2 separate regions of the Homo sapiens genome follow, and region 2 is linked to region 1. Evidence: chromatin loops called from intact Hi-C (ENCODE). Cell type or tissue: Calu3. All regions are shown on one strand. Each heading gives the region's core, and the rest is flanking DNA. Links, peaks and the distances in the headings are about the cores only. Region 1 overlaps CACNA2D3 (calcium voltage-gated channel auxiliary subunit alpha2delta 3). Region 2 overlaps CACNA2D3 (calcium voltage-gated channel auxiliary subunit alpha2delta 3).

Region 1 (12,226 bases), core at 2,771-10,770:
TTTCAGTTAAATTACAAAAAGGCAGACCACTCCTGTGAATGGCAGTTCTGCTCCTAGCCCCGTTATGAGTATAGGGATCCTCTGGCCATCGGCACTTAAATGTCCCTGTCTTGTTTCAGATGCCCTCCACCGTATGGGATGAGAGAAGAAAGCCGGCATTTAGAGAAAGGAAAACTGTAGGGTCTAGTTCTGACCACCCATTATTTAATCTCAAGAAGCAGTTGTCAAATGTCCCTAGTTCAGAGAGAGTGCAGGGCTCATGAGGAATGAAACCCATCAGAGTGGTAAAAACACCATGGGGGAGTTAAGGCAAGAGAGAAGCACAGCCTTACAGGGGCTTGAACGACCCCTGGCCACAAGCTCTGCCCATTAACTTAGTGCCCAGTAGAGCTCATCCCAGATTTTTGGTAGTCCTCCTTGCCTTCTCACATGAACTTATTTTAAACTGGGGCAGGACCTTGCCACACCATCATGTTTTCCCAGAGTTTTTTGGGTTATGTTCCTTCCTCCTGCCCCTTTGGACTTTTTAACACTCGTTTGCTCTTTCTTGGCCCCTGACCAAGAAACGTTTTCTGCCATCCGCATGGCCTAGAGCCTTGCCCACCTTGAACTCTAGTATTTTGTGTGTCTGTCCTGTGATTCACCACCACTGTCTGCCTGTGGCTTATAATATTAGTTATCAGCAAAGAAAAATGCGCTGTTGGTGGCTTTCATTGAGTAGCTGTACCTTAGCAGCTGTGACTTATTAGAGAGCATAGATTAGGTGGTTTGTCTTAATGAAGTATTGGTAAATGAGAGTAATTATATAAGGAACAAGATTTTATTGGAATACATAGCTTGTTTTGACTTATTTTTTAAAAGAGTTATTATTTTAATGCTTATTTAAAACCACATCTGAGTTACCTGTAACATTCATCGTACCAAGTACTCCTGTAATCTCAGCACTTTGGAAGGCCGAGGTGGGAGGATCGCTTGAGCCCGGGAGTTCTAGACCAGCCTAGGCAATGTAGGGACTTGTCTCTACAAAAACAAACAAACAAACAAAACCCCAAAACAAATAGTAGTTATTTGATTACCTATTCGTCTCCTTTACTATTTTGTGCAGTCTTCAAAGGGAGATCTTACTAGTCTTTGCTTAATAAATAATGGTTGAACTTCTGAGGGAGAGAAAGAAAGAGAAGGGGAGAGGGGCAGAGAGAGAGTGAAAGAGCAGGAGAGTGAGCACGGAAAGGAGGAGAGAGAGTGAGTGAGCACAGAACAGAGACAGAGAGGGAGAGAAAACCCAGGTAAGTCACTGATCTTTTCTGCTTCATGTAAACTTGAATTTCCATTATATAACTGGCATATGTAGTGTAATCAGTTTAATAATCAGCATACGTGTCCTGCTCCAAGGTAATATTTGGGGGTAGGGTTCTTTTTTTTTTTTTTTTTTTTTTTTTTGAGGCGGAGTCTCACTCTGTCACCCAGGCTGTAGTGTAGTGGCACGATCTCGGCTCACTGCAAGCTCCGCCTCCTGGGTTCACGCCATTCTCCTGCCTCAGCCTCCTGAGTAGCTGGGACTATAGGCGCTTGCCACCATGCCTGGCTAATTTTTTGTATTTTTAGTGGAGACGGGGTTTCATTGTGTTAGCCAGGATAGTCTCTATCTCCTGACCTTGTGATCCTCCCGCCTCAGCCTCCCAAAGTGCTGGGATTACAGGTGTGAGCCACTGCGTCCGGCCGGCAGTAGGGTTCTCTTATAGCTATCCTTCTTGCTATGTTAATTACCTTGCTTACAATCCCCCCAAATAGTGAAAGCTTAATTAATAGAATTGAAGTAATAACAATAAGTATACATATATCAGTGTCTAAGGGATCTGACAGGTCACCAAAAGAGTTGTTGAGTTTCGTTTGTTTGTTTCAGGCTTGAGACTTTACAAAGGAGCATTGTCCTCTTAAACAAACAAACAAACAAACAAAAAACTTGTAAAATAATTTAATGACACAAACCTTAAAAAAAAAAACAGTGGTATAGAGTAGAACTAAGTTCATTTTGCTGGTGGGTGGGATTCGCTTTGACAGTGACAGGGAGCCGTGGTCGTGCAGGCAAGTCACCTGCATGTGCTCAGTGGTGTGGACACTGCTTTAAGTGACTGCCGGCGGGCCTGAGGAACCGGACAAGTCAGGGCCTTGACTTCGTCATAATCTCTTTCCCATTGTCCAGCTGCTGTCCCCACTGGACCCCAGCCTCTGACCACCCTGGATCACCTTTCCTCTGACTCCTCTTTTATTTAGGATGAATCTCAGCCCTTAGACTGATGGTCCAGGCTGGTCCCAGCTCTCCTCTCCACCCTTATTTTATTTGCTGCCCAGACAGGTGTGCCCTCCATTCCCCAAGGGCGTGTCGGCCTTTCCCACCTGGGACATCTGCCTTTTTTCTTCCGAACCTGCATCTGAAAGTTCATTCAGATTCTGTCTCCTCTGTGAAGTCTTCCTGGCCTCAGTAGTGGCAAGTCATCACTTTCTTGTTCAACCCTTATATCCCTATAACTCAGACCTCTTATTTGAAGTCTGGCAAATTGCATTAGGCATAGTTATTATATTTATTATTACTAGATGTGACAACAAATTCCTACAGTGCAGACTGCGATAAGTAATTTGTAGCTCCCTTCAGTGTGTGGCCGTGTTTCTTCCATATAGTAGATGCTTAATAAATATTTTCTGACTAATTAGCTTCATGCCCCTTAAGATTAGATGTTCTTAATTAAACTTGTATCTTCACGTAGCATATGAGCAATGGGAAAATCATTTTTGGAATGAGGTGGGCTATAAATAAACAGTAATAAATTATTATAAGCCTTTCAAAATGTTGTTGCAAATCTATGATCTTTTTCTCCATTTGGTATTTATTTACCCTAGAAGTGAGAACCCTTTTAATTAGCAGTATTCATATTTTAGCTTCGGATTGAGCTAGAATTCTGCTAGATGCCATCAGACTTACAGTTCTTAGATGCCAGTAGTTGAATATTCACAATGTAACACGCTTCTAAGGATTTTAAAAATATGTTTAACTTACTTTTATCTCAATAATATTTATTTAGCGTTTCTTGTTCACAGTTATTGCAAATGACAGTAATTCATCTAGTTAATCTGAAATGGGTCGTTGTGCTAAAGACACATAAAAGATGCAATTAAGAATCCAATCCATATATAAGGAATGCTTAAAGGAGATTTCAGTCTCTCCACAGATTTGCCTAATCCCCTGGTGAGCGGATGAGAACTTTTCTTCTGTTCATGTTGACTGGCTGTCACAGTGGCACATTCTGTGGAGGTGGATTGTACCCACTAAGTTATTGGTGGCCAAGGACTTATTGTACCCATTAAAGAACACCAAACAACATTGCACTCTAATATACTAGAGACACTTTTTTGGTAACAGTTTTATTGAAATAGTCACATAGCATATAATTTTTCCATTTAGAGTATATAATTCAGTGGGTTTTTTTTTGTATATTCATTCAGCTGTACAACCATTACCACAATCAGTTTTAGAATATTTTTCTCACCCCCGACTCCAGAAAAAAAAAAAAAAAAACAGTACACTTTAACATTTTTCCTTCAATCTCAGCATTCCTCCCAGCCCTAGGCATCCACAAATCTTTCTGTTTCTATGGATTTGCCTTTTTTGGACATTTCATGTAAATGAAATAATACAATACATGGTCTTTTATGTTCTTTGATTTCTTTCACTGAGCCTACCGTTTTCAAGAGTCATCTGCTACATCTCAATATTCCTTTTATTGCTGAATGATATTCCATTGTATGGATACATTCCATTTTGTTGATCCATTCATCAGTTCTTGGACATTTGGGTTGTTTCCACCTTTTGGCTGTAATGATTGATGCTGCTTTGAACATTTGTGTATATGTTTTTGTGTGGACATAGGTTCTCATTTTCCTTGGGTGTGTATCTAGGAGTCGAATTGCTGGGTCATATGGTAACTCTTGTATTTAACCTTTTGAATGACTTTCCAAAGTGAACATACCATTTTACATTTCTAGGAACACTTTACTATGAGAAAATAGGGTGATATTTTACATAAGTGGGTTTCTACATTTGAAAACTGCTATATTAACTCACATTTCTGAATGTCTTCCATTGTTACTTTTTTCTAACAACTTCATCGAGATATAATTTACATATAATACAATTTGCTTATTTTAAGTACATAATTCATTGATTTTAGTAAATTTACCAAATTATATATGATTTTAGTAAATTTACCAAGTTGTTTTATACTGTGGTCATGGATGCACATCACATCGTGTGCATTTTCCTCTCTCCAATTTCCATCACTCAAGTAAGATCTCTCCTCCCATTGACATTTATTTGATCTATTTGTACTCATTTAACTTTGTGATTTATTAGCCCAAGTAGAAGCTGAGCCAAAGGGCTCAGAAAACTTTGTGGTCATCAAACATAAAATCAAGAAACTTCTGTCACTTTATTTTTTGTTCAAGTATCAGGAGGTTCACACTCTGATATCTTCAATTTTGAAGTCAAGAAATCTCCAAAAGTTGAAAGGTTTTTAATAACATGTTTGGTGGAAAAACGTGGCCTGAACTGACATGTGGATATGTTTAATATTTATTTGTTCTATTTAATATGAATAATTATTTGTCTACTATAGAAATGTTAATATTTGATTATGGGGTGCTGGCCCAGACCTCTCTGTGTATGAGTTATAACAAATATTTATCATTTTACCTTTCTAAAATCCAAATAATCCTGACCTAGGGTAGCATGCCTGGCCCCAAGGGCCTCAGAGATGGCTTTGTGGGCCTGGTTTGGTTTTCTTAGCCAGCGCCTCAGAGTGAACAAGCCATCAACTCCTTTGGACTGTTAAAGGGAAACTTAAAAACTTAAAAGCCACTAAAGTTCAAATATATTTTATGAATTAACTTCAGCTACGTGGAATTGCTGGTATTCAACTGTCTTAACTCACAAAGTGGCGTTTTTGTTGGGTTTGCCATTTCTCTGTGTGTCTTTTTCACAGTGAAAGAAGAGGGTGGGTGGCAGAGAGGGGAGCATGGAGTATTGTGCTGGAAGCAAGACTCCACTCTGGTCATGTCAGAGCCTTGGAGAGTTGCCAGAGTCCCTGCTGCAGGATGTAGGGTGAGGAGGGGAAAATACGAGCAAAACATTATGAGCCCCTAGAACCATGCACGGGGTACAGGTGAGCATTGTATAGATACCAGGGAATTTCAGTTTCTACTGTCAGTTTACTTCTGTGTAAAATGGGTTTAGTCCTTCTTCATTAGCTCTCTGTCTTTTCTTTAAAAAAAAATCCTCAAATCTTTTATCACTTGCATATGTTCATACATCTGCTTATTTCTTTGTTATTTTGAAATAAAGTTATAATTAGGGTTGACAAAGGAGAAAGAGTTGAAGCTGAGAGAGTCAAGTGTATGAATAACGTTCCATAAAAATTCAAACCCTGTGTGTAATTTCAGTTCATTACCTGGGCATTAAAAACGGGAGAGCCAGCTTATCCTTTAAGCTAGCTTCTCATCCTTGGAAATTTAAAATGCTAAGTTTGGTTCCAGAGGGTGAAAATGTCATTCCTTGAATTCGAGAGGAATGTGTGAGAATTAGAATGGAAAAATAACAAAAGTGAATTTCAGGCACATACATTTCATTCATAACCCAGGCCCTTGTTTGACCCAGCCCCCTGGGACTCAGAAGTTCACATGCGTCCTATCATGCCAGTGCTGGTTCCCTCACTGCCCCATGTTTCAAGTTGGAGCAGTCATCTCTTGAAAGTCTTGGGCAAAGTTTAGAGTCTTGGCCTCAGGATTTTATTTCTGCACCTGGGGGAGGAAGGCTTTTTCTGAGGACCCTGAAGCCACCAGTGTCGTATTAATCGAAACCAGGGACTTGTGTAAAATGTTCAGGGACCAGAGTCAGGGCAATAGTCTTATTTTTCATTATTTGTTCTTGATTTCATTTGGAATAAGCTTCACATATAAGTGCATGTGGTTGACTTTCCCTTAGAGAAGTAAATAAGCCCGCTTGGTCTTATTACACAGGGTCCTTCAGAAGTCGAGTGACTCAGGTCATTTGGATTTTGTTTTCAAGGCCCCTGGTATGTTATGAATGAACAAATGAGAAAACAGTTGAAAACTGTGGTATGTTTTAAATATATACATTTCACAAATTGCTGCTTTTTAAGAAAGCATGCCTATATTATATATGTAATTGGTCTCTTCCTAAGCAAATTAAGGATACAGTAGAAAGAAATTATAATGCACTGTAGGCTGTGTGGTCCAGGAAAGGGATGCAACTTTAAACAACTTCTCCTTCCAGTGCCATGGTGTCTTTATGACTGTATCTGTAACCCCTTCAGGAAATAAGGTGGAAGGTTTAAGTTTAAGCCTCCTTTGAATTGGAGGCTTGCTCAATGGCTTTCTGATCCTTGGAGAGGATCCTGGAGTTGCCTTGAGCTGGGTCTTCTGGGAGCTTCCCAGGGCAGTTCTTATTACTACCTTCATTGCTATGAGCATGTTTTCATCTTAAAGCCTTCTTTCACCTTGCATTTTCTTCCTGCTGTGGCCCAAATCGGTTTCTCAATATAGGAATCTGGATGTTTTATCCCAAACTTCCATCCCTCCCACTTTCACAGCTCTCTGCACTTTGGCCCCTGCTCCTTCCTGTGCTCTGAAGTGGTTCTTACACAGGTACCCTGTGGATCACCCAGTCGTGTTTGATGAGAGAACAAAAACCCTTTAGGTTTTATTTTTTAAGGAATATCTTTAGGCGTTTCAAGTAGGCAGGGGTTTAATAAAGGGAATTAAAGGCTTATTTGATAGTTAGAAAAACTGAGGGAGTGAGGGTCAGGGAAACTGCTGTCTGAGTTGACAAATCTAGGAAGTGCTGCGGTTGCAGGAAGCCACCACCAACGATCTCCGGTGTCTGCAGCACGAGTGGGTAATTCGTGGGAGTGTGTCTGAATGACCAAAGATACCTGCCATCTGCACATGCCCACATACATGCCCATCACTTCAGCTGGAGAATATTGGTTTCTTCTCTTTCAGTTTGCAGACCTCTCAAGAATCTGACCTGGAGCCCTGCTCAGGGCGAGGGAGTCAAGAGCATGTGGTGGTAGGCCTCCAGCCCTACCGTAGAAGACACAGCTTAGATGGTGCTGAGAGTCAGCAGGCATTCTCCAACACACACTCTTAGTCACAAGATTGAATGGACTTCACTTTTAAAAACATTCTGTGCTTGTATTGCCTGGTCTTACTATGAGATTTTATCATACCTGCTAGCCCTTCTTTCGTTCAGTGTTCCTCCTGAGCTCAGCTCCTTCTCTGGTTGTTGCTGGACACCCCCTGGAGGCAGTACCAGGTAGTGAGTAAGGGCACCAAGCTATAGGTTGGTGAAAAAGTAATTACCTTTGCACCCACCTAATAGTTCCATCACTCTGCCTTTTCCCTTATTCTCTGTATCCTGTTGGCCTCCAAGTCCTGTATATTCCTCTTCCTAAATAACTTTCAGATGTTTTGTCTTCAATCTTTCTCGTTATTGTCTTGGATCACCTTTTGCTCATTTGAGAACATCTAGATAACATCAATAATCAATAATATTTGGTCTCCAGCCTCCTTTCTCACTAGCTCCCTGCCCCCGACACAGGCTCCCCTCCACATAATCTTCATATGCCAAGCCACTCATGATTGCCTGAACATGTCATGCCTTCTTTTGCCACTGTACTTGCAGTTCCCTCATCCTGGAAGGCCCTTCCTTTGTTTTCTGGGCTGGCTCTTGTCTTTCAGGTCTCAGTGTAGATGAGAAGGCTTCTTGTACCATACGTGAGGAGCCTCCTTGTACCCCGTAAGCCTGGTCTAGTTGCTCCCTTGGTGGTATGTAGGATTCCTTGCTTAGCTCCTGTTAGAGCCTTTATCATGTTGTGTTGCAGTTGTCTACTGGTTTCTTTCCCATCCTGGACTCTAATGTCCTTGAAGACAACAGCTGTGTCTTATAAACCTTATATTCCCAGATGAACACAGTGCCTGGCACCCAGTAGGGTGAGTAATAGATATTTTTTAATTTGTCCAACTGCATTTTGAGCACTAGCCATATTCTCAGTGCTGCTTTGAGCACAAAGTGCTCAGTCCTTTGTTAGGGGGTGGGGTGGGGGTGACATCCTTGAGGAGGAGTCATTTGAGCTGCAGAGTGACCAATGAGGGGCAGTCAAACATACAAGGATCTGGGACAAGAATATCCTTGGTCAAGAGAACAGCAGGATGACAGAGACAAGTTGGTAGTGGTCTGGGGCCAGAAAGATGGCTGGGGGTCAGGATCTGAGGGTACTGGGCCAGATCAAAGGACCTTTTGGGTCATAGTCATGATTAGTGGGAAGTCACTGGTGGGTTTCAAACAGGGAGTGCTGCCATCAGAATTGTTCTTAAAAGGCTTTTTCTGGCAACCATGTGAGATTGCCAGAAAAAGAATGGGATCCAGGGCACTGAGTGCCAACTGGACACTTGTTAGGATGCTGAGGGTTTCCAGAGAAGAGATGGCCGTGGCTTTGCTAGGGATATAACAGGGGAGAGGGTGACAAAAGTAGTGAAACATGGGGTGTATTTTGGAGGGAGAGCCCACAGGAATTGCTCATGGATTAAGGTATTTGTGGAATAAATGTCATTAAAGCAAGTGGTCTCTCTGCCTCAGTCTCTGTTCCAGGTTTATCCTTTTTAATTTTTTTCAGCACTGCCACCAGATTACTTTTAAAGGTGAATTAAAGTTCAGGTCTGATCACGTGGGTCTTATGGCCCATGAGACCTCCCGCTGCACACAGGCCACAGTACTCCTTAGCCTAGCTCAACACCCTTGCCTATCTGAGTCCCACTTGCCTGCCCTTTTGCACTCTTCCCCCTTCCCATTCCACACCTGCAGCTCTGCAGACAGGAGAGACTAGGCAGAGGGAGGCTCCCACCCTGGAGCCTTTGCTGCTCCTTCGCCGTCACCTCTCTCAGTCACCTGGCTAACTTCCACTCCTTTAACCCCAGCTTACTGTTGCATCATTTATGAGCATTCCTGCACTGGTGCTCTATGCCCTTCGCTTTCATAGTGCTATAACCTCTCTTCCCTTTGGTTTCCCTTTGGTGTAAAGTTAGGATGGTATCTGTGCTTTGTTTTATAGAGCAGTTGTGAGGATTTGCTGGATTCAATGACTAAAGCACTTAGGACAGCTTGGCACATAGGTCAGGCAGTGTGAAGCTCAATAATTGCTGTTATCATCTTGTGTGGCCCTCCTATTGTAGCCCACGCCACATTATCTAGTTATTTGCCTCTTCTCCCAACTGAACTGTGTGAGAGTGCCGTTATCTTCATTGCGTCAGCCCTTAGTGTAATTCTTCCCACATAATTAATCATCATCATCAGCAGCAGCAGCAAGATAACATTAGTGGACATTTACTCAATGCCAAGAACATTGGCTCAGAGAGGTATTATAAAGTTGCTGGAGTCAGGATTTGAATTCAGGTTGTTGGACCTCGGGGCTGTTCCCTGGACCAACACGATATATTCCTTCCCAAACTGAAGTTGCCTGGTAAACATTTGGTTGGATAGTTGGAAGGAAAGAACAACAAGGGAATTGGAACAGATTTTTCTCTGCATCAAATTTATATAAAAATCCATCTTGAGAAGGTAAAGTCTGAAAGGACATGGAAATTGTTAGTGTTATTTCATTTTCGAGGAGAAAGAAAAATTTTCTTCCCTGGCCATAGTTGGGGCCTGGGGGCAAGGAGCTGCCTGCCACACTCACCATCCTGTCCAGTGTCTCACAGGTGCCATCTGTCACAGGAGCTTGCTTTGGCAAACAGCTTAATTTCTGTGTTTGTGCCATTCTGAGGACATCAGTCAAACCCTTCCATAAAGGCCTTTGCCTCATTCCGTTTTCAGCCTCACTGATCACAGATTTTACCTCTGGAACTGAAAGAGTGGTGGATTCTGAAAACCCGCCCTTAAGGAGCAGATGCACAGCCTTGTGTTTTTGAACACAAGATTTGGAGTCCTTTTCTTGGCAGCAGAATTAACTTTCACATAACCTCCATGTAACTGTGAACTTGGGGAGTTGTTCCAAGTTCTCCCTATATGAGAGCCAACCGTGGGAGGCAGTGATTCTGGGAAGTTTCCTTGTTTCAATCAAGCTGTTTTATGCTGGAAAATCTTGTCTCTTCCTCTACCCTGTCTTAATAATATTTTACACTTGTGTGGAATCCTTTGGGAAATTTTTGTATGTATATTCTCACCAGATTCACACACTGAGGTACAGACTAAAGGTTTTATTATTTGTGTTCATCAGATTAGAAAACCAGGACTCAGAGAAGTTAAGACTTGCCCAGAGTCAGTGAGTAGGAAGACCTGGATTCAAACTCTTGTCTTTGATTTCTGAGACCTGTTCTGACTCTACTGTAACAAAATGTACCCCAAACTTCTTGAGGCCTAAGACTCAGTTATCTATTTATTGGGGTTCAGTTTTTGGTGATGTTCTTGTTACCTAATAGGTTCTCAACAAGTACTTGCTAAACTAAACAGAAGTGACAGAAAAGTGATACAACCAGGAATGGAAACTCTCTGCAGGACAGACTTCCTTACCAGTACCAACACCTTGTTATGTTGACTGTGACTTATCTGGGGCAGATGTCCCTGTCTTCCTTGGCTAGTTGGGCAATACCTTCAATACTCTGCCATGGTGAGTTCTAGTCAACACCTTCTGAGTAAGCCCTGGAAACGTATAATTAAGGGCTGGAACAGAATTTTATTCACCACAATCAGAGGCCTTGGTGATAGGAAATTTCCTTTCATTTTGGAGAACAAATGGTCATCCTTCAGGTCAGCGGTCCCCAACCTTTTTGGCATCAGGGATCGGTTTCATGAAAGACAGTTTTTGCATGGGGGAGTGAGGGATAGCTTTGGGATGAGGCTGTTCCACCTCAGATAATCAGGCATTAGTTAGATTCTCTTAAGGAGCGTGCAGCCTGGATCCCTTGCATGCGCAGTTCACAATAGAGTTCATGCTCCTATGAGAATCTAATGCTGATGATCTCACAGGAGGCTGAGCTCAGGCAGTGATGCTCGCAGGCCCTCCACTCACCTCCTGCTGTGCAGCCCAGTTCCTAACAGGCCACCGACCAGTACTGGTCCATGCTGGGGGTTGGGGACTCATGCCTCAGATGATGTAATGTCATAGTCCCCATTCATTGTGGACTATCCCCTTGGGAAGTTAAAGATAGTTCCATTGCCCACAAAAGAAATAGTGCAGTTACCTCAGAACTGAAGGGTCCTGCGGGGACTTTTTAAGTTTCATGGTTAAATAGCCTTGATTTTGATAATCAACTCTAAAACATTCCCAGGAGAGCTATGTAAGCAGAAGAACATCATTTAAAATACTTGGTCATTTGGAAAAATTACTTGGGCTCAAATCGAAGGTTGTCTCTTCTTCATACCTCTCCCTGAGCTGCCTTGGTCCTTGGGCAGCCCTTTGAACAAAGTTTGGCTGTTTCCATCTTCAGCAGCTTTGCAAATGTTGCACTTTGGCAAATGCAGGCTTAGATGTAGAATGCGATGGCTTTGGTTTGCAAATTGGCCATTCACACTGATAACGGGTATTAATTTAATCAGCCTCAAATTGATAACAGGTATCTCTTGTGGAAACAAAGATAATTTGTTATTGATTGTGATCATGTCTTCTGATGTAAACTCTAGGCTTATTTTGTCTTGTAAAAGGCCAGTGTAGCCTTATACAATCTGAAGGAGATAGGAAAGGGGAGGAGTGAAGGAAGGGAAGAAAGCTCCCCACATACATGCACGATGTGTTTTCTCTATTGTTCTGTTACCTGCTTTCTCTAGAAACTTTATAGATTAGCTTTTATAATCCACTTTGAAATGTTTGCCATTTTTAAAGCAGAAGCAATTTTTGCAGCTTTCAGGCAGAAGGTCATTTTATACGAAATGTTCATTCATGTGCAACAAAGCTTATTTCTTCTACAGGAACAAAGAAATAATGAAGGCTCCTTAAAAGCTGTGTTTCTCCAAAGAAATGATCACCTTGATAGTTGGTGATTTATATGTGCCATTTCTATTGGAATCGAAAAGTAAAAAACATTTGTATCAATAAGGATTACTGAATATTATTAAGGTTTCAGCTATGACTCTAACTGCAGTTGCAGCATTGCAGGGTGG
Region 2 (12,226 bases), core at 2,757-10,756, 230 kb before region 1:
AATTCTTGGCATCAAAGGTGAGACATCTCCTTGGGCCAGGTCCTGGCATGCCGTCATTCCTGGCCTCAAAAAGATGATCCCTGGTCAGAGAAGGAGATGTGAAAACAAATATTTGTCCAGCAGGCACAAAAACAAATACTGGATGCAGTGGGTGCTCTAAGGAGGAGGCAGCCACTATAACAGAGATGCAAAAACACTGTAGGTTCTCCAGTGCTCAGCAAAATACCAGGCGTTCTGAAGACCACTGCTCTCCCTGGGCTTCACACCCTGCCCTCTTCCACTCGCCCCACTTTCTCTCACATTTCCTCTCCATTGCTGCCAGGCATGCCACTCCCAAATTTCCTCTATCTGGGCCTTTGACATTGCATAGCCCAGTGCTAACACTTGGGACCAACTAAGGTGACTGCTAGCAGAGGAAGAGGCAAATGCAAATGCAGTTGGGAGTCCAGGCTTCGTGTTCAGACAGCCCTGGGTTCACAGATCAGTGCCACCACTTATTAGCTGTGTGGCCTTAGGCAAGTCACGTCACCTCTCTGGGTTGCACACCCACCCTCTGATGTCAGTGGTAATGCCTCATCCAGAGAATGTTGGTTCCCTAGAGCAAGACCTTTGTTTGGTTGGTCCTGGGCTCTCAGTTGCTACTGCCTTCGGATTTTTGGCTCCTGTAATAGTCTCTGTCAGAAAATATCTATGGAATAAATGAATGAGTGAGTGTGGAGAATGAATGAACACTTTACCAGCTGAGAAAACTGGGGCTTGGAGAAGTCAGTGAGATCAAAAGAGACAAAACAGAGGTCTGCCTGGTCCTCAGCCATGACTATAAGCTAGTGGGGGCTCGTTGGCACCTCTCTGTGGTGTTGTCTAAATTTCCAAGAGAAACACTGTCTGATCTGCAGGTGAAACCTGTGTGTGTGTGTGTGTGTGTGTGTGCGCGCGCGCGCGTGTGTGCATGCATGCCTGAGATGTGTCATATTAGATGTAGACTCATGGTTGTTTAGATGATCAATTCTCATTCTTGGGTGCAATGGCATACTGGTAACCCTTCTCTATTTGGGGGAAAAAATTCCCTAAAAGCTCTTATGTGCTGAATTAACCACAGAGTCCCCCTAGGAAGTCGAAACAGCCCATACCCAAGGCTCCATTCAAAGTGCTTTTTCTGGGACTTAGTAAGGGAAAGTGTTTCCCATTGAGCTCCCTGTGTATGTATCATCTTTGCCTTGTTTATTGCAATAGTGACTTAAGCCTCCCAACCAACCTGTCCAAAACCTTCATTTTCCCGAGGCAATGGTCTATGAAACTTTACTGCTCATCTGCTTTCTCAGGTCCTGTTTTGTGGGCAAGAATGCTGGGTTAAGAGAGGAAGAGAAGGAGAGGCAGAGGGGCTGAAGTGTGAAGAAGAGCACTTTGTATTCTTTTTTAAAAAGTCCTCGAACTCAGCCCTTGAATAGTGCAGTATAAATTTGAGAGATGATGGCTATTAATACTATGCTTCTTGTGTAGCAGCTTTTAATCCAGGATGTCAAAATACATCAATAACACATTCTTTTTCCATTTCTCCACTTCATTTGTAGGGAGGAACTGGAGAGCATCTCCAGAGAAAATGTTACTGCCTTGGTCCCCAGCAGAAGCACAAGAAAACAACCTGAATTTGATAATTTTATCCATTCATTTATTCATTCGTTTATTCAACAAACATTTTTGCATCTTGCTACTCTGTCCAGGTATCATGCCGGCTCTTGGATTAGAAGAACAAGCAAAATAAGATTGCACCCTCGTGGAGATTACAATCTAATGTGAGAATCAGGCATATCTCAAATAATTAGACTAATGCATGCAAGTCTCCTTGCAGTTCCATGAAGGAATGCTGATAGTTCATGACCTGAAGACCTGCTCTGGTCTGGGTTCGGAGGAGGCTTGCCAAGGCATGATTCTTTACTGAGACCAGAGGGATGAGGAATTACTATGACAGAAAGGTGGAAGAGGGGTCCCTGGACCCTTTGTGCTGCTGTGACCCTTTCCTGTCCTGGTCCAGCGTCACCCTCACTGCTCCTCCTTGTGTGAGTTCAGGGACTTATCCTGTACTTTCTTCTTGGCCCTTCGTTCTCTTGTTTCTACTGCCCCAAACTCCCTCCCTTGCCACTATAGCAGCTTGTTAAATTCTCAGTCTTCCTGGCCTGATTCTTTAGTTCAGCAAAGAGCTTTTCAGTTCCTGCTATGCCAGGGGCTCAGTGCTGGGCTCTCAGTTGCTACTGCCTTCAGGAAGCCTTATTCCAACCTCCTCCTCTTTGTACCTCACTTTGTTCATTATAGCTGACCTTGATTTCTAATTACTGTTGTAGTATCCGTGGGCCCTTTCCTCAGCTCCACAAGTGTTTCGAGGCCCTTTTCTCATCTTTGTTTTCCTCTTGGCTCCTTAGGGCAAAGCCTGATGATGGTGATGATGATGATGATGATGATACACTACTACTTGTTGAACATTTAATGTAAGCCCAGACAGCATTCAGAATACCTAAGACATATTACCTCACTAAATCCTCACAACCCTGTGAGCAAGCTACTCTATTACCATCCATATTTAACTGATGAAGAAGCTGAGGCATGGAATATGTTAATTGGCTTTCCCAAAGCTATTTGGCTAGGAGGCAGTAGAGCCAGGATTCCACAATGGGCATTTTGACTCCAGTGCCTATGTCTGTAACCACTATACTATACTTCCTTTCTCTCATGGCCTGCATTTGTGGAGTTGTATCTGTGAAAATGATTGTGCTAGTTAGGGACAGGTATAAGCCATCCCTCTCCCTGAGTGTGTACAAGTACAACAACCCTGAGTGATAAGGAGTAACTAGCTAACACTGGTTCTCCAAGTACAGTGAAAAGCAGGCTGTGACTAGGTTTCTTTGCTCCAGAATTTGTTCCCATCACAGGAAGTAGGTAGCAAGGCTAAGACACACACTGGTTATACCAGCAACAACTGCTTGGTTCTGGCCAAATTCTTTTGTCCTAGTTGCTTTTCTTCCCAGGATTGAAGAAGCTCCCAGGGCAGTTGTCATGTAAGTGGCTTCCCCTCAACACAAATGCTGAGTTCATTATTGCAGGTGTGGATGTTTTGTATGATGGCACGGGCTTCAGAAGTGCTAGAGACAAGAATTTCCTTGTGTTCATGTATAAATGCTGGATGACTGCTGGGAAGAAATAATAACTATGATCAACTTGGAGCTTTTAAAATTATAAAACATTGCCTGTTCACTATGGAAAATTTTGGAAATAATGGATAAATCAAAAAGCAAGTAACAACAAACTGCTATCCCATTATTCTGGCCTTGTCATTGTTAATTTTTTTATTTTTATTTTTATATTTTTGAGATGGAGGCTTGCTCTGTCGCCCAGGCTGGAGTGCAGTGGCGTAATCTCAGCTCACTGCAAGCTCTGACTCCCGGGTTCACACCATTCTCCTGCCTCAGCCTCCCAAGTAGCTGGGACTACAGGCGCCCGCCAGCATGCCTGGCTAATTTTTTGTATTTTTAGTAGAGACGGGGTTTCACTGTGTTAGACAGGATGGTCTCGATGTTCTGATCTTGTGATCCACCTGCCTCGGCCTCCCAAAGTGCTGGAATTACAGGCATGAGCCACCGTGCCTGGCCGATTGTTAATATTTTGATGTATTTCTTTGAGTCTTTTTTCTTTTGCTTACATGTATGTATATTTGTGTATATGTATATGTACTTTACATAAATGAGATCATATTGTATCAGCTATGTTATAATGGGAAGATATTTTAAAGCAGATTCAGGCAGTACTGTAGGGACCACAAAAAATGCTGCTTTTTCATATGATAGATAAAATTTATCCTCTTCTTTGAAAAATTGGAATGTACCAGATGATACAAAAAGAAAGAAATTTCTGAATCTTATGATGCAAGAATATTCACATTAAAATTTTGCAGCATTTCTTTCAGGCTGCTGAAAACTGAAATCAGATTGTCAACATAAAGTTATTTTGCATTTTCTCCCAACTGTATCTTATGAGCATATCCCCTATTACTCATCATTTTCCGAAATGATTTGTGTTCTGGCTACAAAACATTTCCCCCTGGGGATGTTGTGTGGCTGTGTCCCCTTTTCCCCAGTGTGGAGCATGAAGGTTGTTGCCCAGGTTTCCCCCAGTGTAAACAGTGCTCTGATGAACATCTTTTCTGTCTCTGTGAATTTGATTACTGATTATGCCCCTCAGAGCATCCTCATAAGGGGATTCACTGTGCCAAGGGTGTGAACTTCATCAGCGCTCTCCATTCTCGCTGCCCTGTGTGTGTGCATTGCATGTGCATATGTGAAATTCTCCTCTTTGTTTCTCTTGTAGTATCCAGCTCTGTGTCTGACACAGGCTTGCCTGGGAGACCAGACAGATTTGGTTGGACCAAATGGCCTTTACTCTTCCTTATATAGGCAAGATAATCAACATAAGATGCAAAGCCAGGCTCTGGGGCCAGGCATACCTGGGTTCAAATACTGGCTTTGCTGCTTACTAGTTGTGTGGATTTGAGCAAAGTACTCAACTTATTTGAGTTTTAGTTTGCTAAGGGAAAAATAATATGCACTTACGGAGTTATTATGAGGATTAAGTGAAATAATACATGTCAAGAGTTTAGCAGAGAATTGAACACACAGTAAGGGCTCAGTAATGCCAAGTGTTTTTATCATTTTTACTGTTTATTCCAACCTTCAAGCTTAGGACTATAGGAATTCGATTCATTTAAAAAACTTCTGCTGTTTTTAACAGAATTTAAAGATATTCAGAGATTAGTTGTGTGTTTGTTTTAACTACTCGCTGTGGTTTAGAGAGAGGTCTCAGGGTGTCAAGCTTCACTTTAAATATCTCTTTATAGGATCTCCCAAAGACTTTGAGATTTTAGATTGGCTCCTACCCTAGAAGACTGGCATTAAAAAGATAGACCAAGATCTAAGTGTTGGCTGGGACAGAGCAAACTGTCTGTTTAAGCTCCCAAATGCAGTTGTTTTAGCAGTCTAATAAATTAAGGGTAACAGTAATAATAGGAATTAACAATGGCTAATTAAAATGCGGTAAGTTGCCAATTATGTAATGGGGTCTAAACCCCGGAGTAAATGGAGATATTTGCAGATGCGAAGTTGCGCTGTGCACGGTGGTAGGGGACCAGGGTGTTTTGATAATGAAAGTACCCTGGATGTGTGTGTGTGGAATTCTGGAGCCTGGTTGCCAAACTGCAAGCTCTTTACTGCTAGCTTGAAAAATGGGGAGCTCTAGACACTGTAAAGAATTGCAGTTTTTTTCTTTTAGGGAAGTGTCCCTCTCAGCCATTTAATATCACTAAGATGTCTAAGAAAGAAGAAGGATTCCAGGTGGTTTCTGAATGACAGGCTTGTTATATGCAGCAGAGCCTAGCCCTGCATGGCATATCCCCACATCCTGGGGGCTCTGCGATCTACGTTTCTCTGGGTAGGGTCTGCCCTGTGCCTGTCTTTAGCACTGGTCATCCTCAGCACCCAGTGCAGGGCGCAGCATCCAGAGACTGCATGAAGTCGACAAGTGAGATAGACCAACAGGCAACTTTTCAATAGGGAGACCCCTGTCTGCTTTCAATTATGGAAGAGTGTCCACTTTTATCTTTTTCAGTATTGCTTCGTCATTGCCTCTCTTCTCTCCGGGATGGCTGTTGGAGCTTTTCATTTTAGCCTTCACGTCTCTTAATATCGCTTTCATATTTTCTCTTTATCTTTCTGCACTGCATTTTGAGGGGTTTCATCAGTTTGTCTTTTTTTCACCTACTTTCTCTTCAGGTGGGCCTAATCTCACTGTTTTTACTTGCTTATATATTTTTTAAAACCTGTATTATATTTTTCACTTCTAGAATTTCTATTATGGTTGTTATTGTTGTTGTTATTTAAATAGGTCTTTTTTCCTGGTTCTCTGTTCGGGATGGGGCAGCCCTCTTCCCTGCTATCCTCATTCCTGCAGCCTTGACTTCTGCCCTTGACCTGGTGTTAAACCCTAGCCCTAAGCCCTGTATGCAGTACTGCTACTCCTGGGACTTTCTTGAAGGCGCTGGTCCCTGGGTGTAACTGTTATGAATTTGTTGGCTAACTTCCTTCCAGTCTGTGACCTCCACTACACTCGAGGTGACCTTGGCCTCTAGTTCCCGAGCACAGGGACTGATGCTGAGAGTGGCTTGGTACATCCACGGATAGTGGGGACAAAGGCAGGCCTTTTGGGAACAATGCTGCTCTCTTTCCCACTGCCGGGAGAGCAGGAGGCTTAGCTGCAGCTGATAAGCTAGGTCTGCCCAGCTCTGCCCACACAAGTTCACTGGCAGGGGAGCAATGTTTGTGTCCAGTCTCTCACTCTTCCTCTGTAGGGTTTGGTGCATGTTACCATTCCATGGGCTGACACAGGAATGTGGGGAAGGGGGGCGTGGCCTAGTGTGTCTCTTTGATGAGTGAGCTCCACAGAGTTCTCCACACATCCAGCAGGGCCCATGGAAGCTACAAGGGAGTGTGGTCTTTCTGAGCCGCATGTGCACAGAACGTCTTAGGGGGAGGCCCTGAGGGAGTCTGCGGGGTGTCACCGTTAGGGCCCCTCCATCCCCGTTGGCTCCTGGGCCCTGTTTCCCGCCTGCGATTGCCACACTTTGTCACAGGGTGGCAGCAAGAGGCAGACGTGGAGGCTGCGCAGGGCTCTGTCACAGTTGTGGACACTGCCAGGCTGCACGCCTGCCCCTCCTGGAGCTTTGGACAGATGTCCGGGCCAAGGCTGCGGCTGAAGGCCTTCTCTTACCTGCATGAAAGTTTCAGCAAAGAGGGAAAATTTCCCCTTTCAGTGAATGAGGCTGATAATATCCCTAGATTTCCAATTTGCCTTTTCTGCATCAGAACCCATACCTTTTTCAGAGGAACAGTGCACGCCTACCAAAAAAGATGAAAAATAAATGTCAGAGTGAGAGCTGGGGGTGAGGGGACAGCTGGGAATTCCCCCTGCACTGCCTGCTGGCTGTCACTTGGGTGTGTGGCTTTGCTCTTCTGGGCCTTAGTGTCCCCATCTGTAAAATGAGGAGACCAGTCACATCTGAGTAGTGAGGCTGACGTGTGAAGTAAGGACCTTGAGTGTCTAAGGCCGTCAGCTTGGCACAGAGGAAGCGTTGGCTCTTCTGACTCTAAAAACCAGTATTTGGCATATATGGAATTAGCAGACGAAAGGAATCAGAGGAGCCCTTGCTTGGAGAATTTCCCACTAATCTCTGGTAAAGGAGGGACCAAAACAGACTCCTTTCTTCTCCCTCCCTCCTTTCCTTCCTTCATTCCTTCTTTGCTATTGTCAGTGGTATCCCATGGTAGAAACAATGACAGACTTTGGCTCCAAATGGCCTGGGCCAGAGCCTGACTCTTCCATACTCTGTGTGACCTTGGGCAAGTTATGTAACCTTTCTGTGCCTCTGTTTCCTCCCCTGTACAATGGGGATGCTTGTGAGATTTTGGTGAGGATTACAGTGTTAGTGTAGATAAAGCCTGGAACATGGTAAGCCCTGTATTACTGTTTGCTTTTATTGTCCTGCTTGACTCTGAGAGCCAAGGTGGGCTTTTCCAAAGGCTTCAGAGGTAGTTATGATGGGAAGATTTTTCTGTTTGTTTGTTTGTTTTTGAGACGGACTCTTGCTCTGTCGCCCAGCTGGAGTGCACTGGCACCATCTCGGCTCACCACAACCTCCGCCTCCTGGGTTCAAGCAATTCTCCTGCCTCAGCCCCCCGAGGAGTTGGGACTATAGGCGTGTGCCACCATGCCCAGCTAATTTTTATATTTTTAGTAGAGACAGGGTTTCACCATGCTGGCCAGGCTGGTTTTGACCTTGTGATCCGTCCGCCTTGGCGTCCCAAAGTGCTGGGATTACAGGCGTGAGCCACTGCGCCCAGCTGATGGGAAGGTTTTTATGCCACTGGCTTCCGCGATGGCCCAAACATGCTCCTTGACATGCCCACGGGCTCTTAGCTCCAGATGTCTCCTTCATTCTTGCTACCCTTCCATATACTACATACAGTGCTGGGATGCAGAGACCAAGCTGAGGTCCCTCCCTTGAAGGGCTCACAATGTGGAGGGACAGGTAGACACAGAATCAGACTTCAGAATGGTCAGAAATGCCTTCCAGTACAGGCTGCAGACCCAGGGAGAGGAGCCACTTGGTTAAATTTTGGGAGGCATTGGGGTGCAGGAGACCTCAAAAAGGTGACTGTGGAATCAGAACTAGGCGCTGGAATGGGCTTGCCAAGTGAAGAACGTGTTCCCCACTGGAAGGCAGCTTGGACACTAGCATGTGGCAGGGGGTTGGGGTTTGCAGGGTCAGAGTCAGTGTGGCCTGAGCCCTCATATAGGTGAAGCGAAAAAGGAGGTGGAGTTGGCCAGCAGGTCAGGAACCAGTGGACCACAGGTGGCTGTGTTTTCATGTCAGATAAGAAGCTTTCACCGTGGACTGGGTGGAGGATCTGACCAGTTTTATGCCTTAAGAAGACAGCTCGGGCCGGGTGCGGTGGCTCACGCCTGTATTCCCAGCATTCTGGGAGGCTGAGGCAGGCAGATCACTTGAGGTCAGGAGTTTGAGACCAGCCTGACCAACATGGTGAAACCCCATCTCTACTAAAAATACAAAAATTAGCCGGGTGTGGTGGTGGGCATCTGTAATCCCAGCTACTCAGGAGGCTGAGGCAGGAAGATCACTTGAACCCGGGAGACAGAGGTTGCAGTGAGCTAAGATCGTGCCATTGTGCTCCACCCTGGGTGACAGAGCAAAACTCCATCAAAAAAAAAAAAAAAAAAAAAATAGACAACTCAAGCACCAACCAATACAGATCACAGGGAGAAGTGAGGGATCCTGAGGGGAGCGAGACAGTCCAGTGGTGAAGGTTTTATGCCACGACAGTGAGAACTGCAGAATGTGCACTGGGGAGATGTTCTGGAGGTAGAATCCATACTTGTCCCTGACATTTGTGGACTCAGGGAAGGAGCAAAATCGCAATGTCCTCAACCTGTGGCCCGACCCCTTTCTTGGCCATCCTCCTGGCCCTAATCACTACAGCAAGGGGTCCCATGTGCACACACACACACACACACACACACACACACATATGTGTGGAGCCCTCAGCTTGCATAAATCTATGCTACCTCCACCAGCCACCTCTTGGCTGCCTTGGGCCTAGGGTTGCACACATAGGCAGTGTTGTCTGCCCTCAGGAGGACCACCTGGGAAAGGGGCCCACACAAGTCCAAGAAGCAAGCTCAAGGCAAACATTTGGTTGGGGACTTTCAGGATCCCTGAAAGTATTCGGAGTGAGGCGTAGATGAGGAAGGGTGTGGGTTCCGGGTTGGCATGTCCCCTTGGCCCACAGACTCCTCCTCTCTTTGAGAGGATGTGGCTGTAGGAAGGAGACAGGGGACCCTCTGATGCCTGGAGCCCAGGGCAGGGCCTTCAGTGGCTGGGTGGTCTCATCAGCCAAACAAGGAACACATGACGAGGAGCAGCTTGTAGGGTGAGGACAGCAAGCTCGGTCCCCAGTGTGATGTGTTTTGGGTACCCACAGCAGTGTACCTCCAGGTTCTCTGAGATTTAAAGAAGTTTGGTTAGGGGGAAGACGGACAGTGTCTGGCTCTTGAATGAGTGCTTCACTGTGTACTATTTTAGTAACAGAGAGGGCTGTCCTGAAGTATCTGTCTCTCTCTCTCTCTCTCTCTCTCTCTCTCTCTCTCTCTCTCTCTCTCCCTCCCTCCCTCCCTCCCTCCCTCCCTCTTCCTCCCCCCTTCCTTCTTCCCTCCCCTCCCCCTCTGTTTCTCTCTTTATCTCTCTGTCTCTGTCTCTCTTTCTGTCTCATATGGAAACACATACAAGCACACACAAGGACTAGTAACAGATTTGACCTTCTCTGGGGAAGTTCAGTTTTGGGGATTTGCTTCCCTCCATAGAAGAAAAACCCCCAAAACTTCTGGTGGTCTCTAGGGAGACAAAACAAAATAAAAAAGATGAAAAACCCCTAGAACTCCAGTTTTAGGATGCAGTTTACCTGCTGGGAACTGAATTTGTCATTTTCTAGTTTTTCCTTTTCAGTTTCTACTTTAAATGTTAAAGGTCTAAACTTTGGGAAATACTTAGGGGATTTTGAAGGAAAAATATAATGAAAATGAAAGGCACAATGGAATCTTTTCATTCCAGGGGCAAGAGTATGGAAATGAGTGAAACCCAAGTGGCTCTCCTCAGCCCCCTTCCCTCTCTGGAGAAGGGCAGGGACTCCACAGGCCTGGACACCTCATTCCTGTCTTGCTTCTTCAGCAGTGTGACTATGTAGTCTAAGTTTGGGAACATACTGGTATCTCTGGGAGCCATTATGAGGGCTCACCAAATAACTTGGGACATGGTAAATCCTCAATAAATGGTAATGTCATTATTATTTCTCTTATTATAATTACTACAATTTAATTCCTTTAAATGGTAGAGCCATGGTCAAATTACCCTGGAAGAGGCGTAAGTCATACATGAAAACAAAAATACTAGAGAGGAATAAACAAAATGATAATTATAATTGAGCCAGGAGGATTAGGATGTATTCTAAGAGGAGATAACTCTTGGTGTAGCTGTGGAATTGGTGCTTAATACATGATGGATGGATGGATGGATGGATGGATGGATGAGTGGGTGTATGGAGAAAGGGACAGAGAGGTGAGTGAATGGATTGGATGGATGGGTGAATGGATGGGTGGGTGGGTGGATAGACGAATGAATGGATGTAGGGTTGGATAATGGATGGATGGGTAAATGGATGGATGAGTGGGTGGATAGATGAATGAATGGATGTAGGGATAGAGGATAGATGGATGGGTGAATGGATGGATGTGTGGGTGGATAGATGAATGAATGGATGCAGGGATGCATTAATGGGTGGATGGGTGAATGGATGGATGAGTGGATGGACAGATAGATGAATGAATAGATGTAGGGATGGGTTAATGGGTGGATGGGTGAATGGATGGGTTGGTGGATAAGTAGATTAATTAATGGATGTAGAGATGGATTAATGGATGGATAGGTGAATGGACCGGTGGGTGAATAGATGAATGAATGGATGTAGGGACGGATAATGGATGGATGGGTGAATGGATGGATGGAGAGATGAGTGGATAGATAGTTGGGTGAATGAATGGAGTGGACAGGTGGATGAGTAGATGGATGAATAGGTAGAGGGATGGATAGTTGGGGGAGGGAGGAAGGAAGGGATGGGTGAATGAATTTCTGAGTGGAGATACTTCAAATAACTGTGTTTTTCTGCTCTCAGGGGCCTTGGAATTATTGGCCATTCTCCTGGGCAGTTGTTCTATCTCCTCACCTAAGTCCATATATCTACTTGCTTTACCAGTGCTGGGGCAGTGAGCAAGGTCACCAGGATGCATGGGGGCAGTGTGACCCCCATTAAGAGGGATGTTTTGTTGCAACAATGCTGAGAGAATGATGTGTCCATGGACCAGGGACATACTTGCCCCAGCAGTTGGCATACTTATTCTTCTGTGATCTGTGCTATGCTGCCTGCTCCTTAAGCCCTTCCTGTGTAGTCAGGTGTCATACACAAAGCTACCTTCAGCCGCCTTTTCTGGACTCCGTCTCCATTCCTCTGCCTTTATCTCCCCCTGCCCCCAGGGAGAAACCCTGTTTTCTCAGCCATCCTCTTTCCTGCCTCCTCATTGTTGCCCATACTGTTCCCTGCTAAATCCTCGTAGAGCTGTTACTATTTCAAGCACCTTTGCAGGTCCTGCTCAAATGCCACCTCTTCTATGAAGCCTTTGCTAAGCTCCTTAAAGGGGTTCTGATTAGAAACATGTTTATGCTACTATGATCCCGGTCTACACCATTCCCACAGGCTCTCCAGAATGCTGATCCAAGATTGACTTGTGTTTGGTTATCTGTGCCCTTGGGTCTCTCTTGGGACACTGAGCTCCTTCCTAGAGGGCAGAGACTGTCTGCTTCAGCTCTGTCTCCCACGTAGCCTGGCACCAACATGTAGTGGTTAATATCCCAGATCATTCTCATCTCAGAAGCGGGGGCATTGTGCTGTGGTTGAGTGCGCTACACGCCACACCTGTGGATTTCGATCATTGGGTGTGTGCCTGTTTCTTTAAAAGCTGCATTCCTATTGGCAGATCTTCTGATTTGATAGGACTTTAAAAT

Evidence for each region. Peaks named below come from ENCODE experiments on the same cell type or tissue, not always from the same donor. Only the 100,000 strongest peaks of a DNase experiment are listed, where the experiment ranks them.
Region 2: it touches region 1 in a loop (17-fold over the local background); 50 of 110 quality-filtered maps call a loop at or near these places.

What each region holds. Positions count from the first base shown.
Region 1 is chr3:54,367,280-54,379,505 of GRCh38, forward strand. All of the region lies in intron 3 of CACNA2D3 (calcium voltage-gated channel auxiliary subunit alpha2delta 3), which reads left to right. Among named protein-coding and RNA genes, the nearest start is that of CACNA2D3, 250 kb to the left of the region's middle. In Calu3, for the core only: no CTCF peak of the experiment used is centred there; a DNase peak (open chromatin) is centred at 7,362.
Region 2 is chr3:54,140,158-54,152,383 of GRCh38, forward strand. All of the region lies in intron 2 of CACNA2D3 (calcium voltage-gated channel auxiliary subunit alpha2delta 3), which reads left to right. Among named protein-coding and RNA genes, the nearest start is that of CACNA2D3, 24 kb to the left of the region's middle. In Calu3, for the core only: a CTCF peak has its summit at 6,674 (motif pointing right); a DNase peak (open chromatin) is centred at 6,694.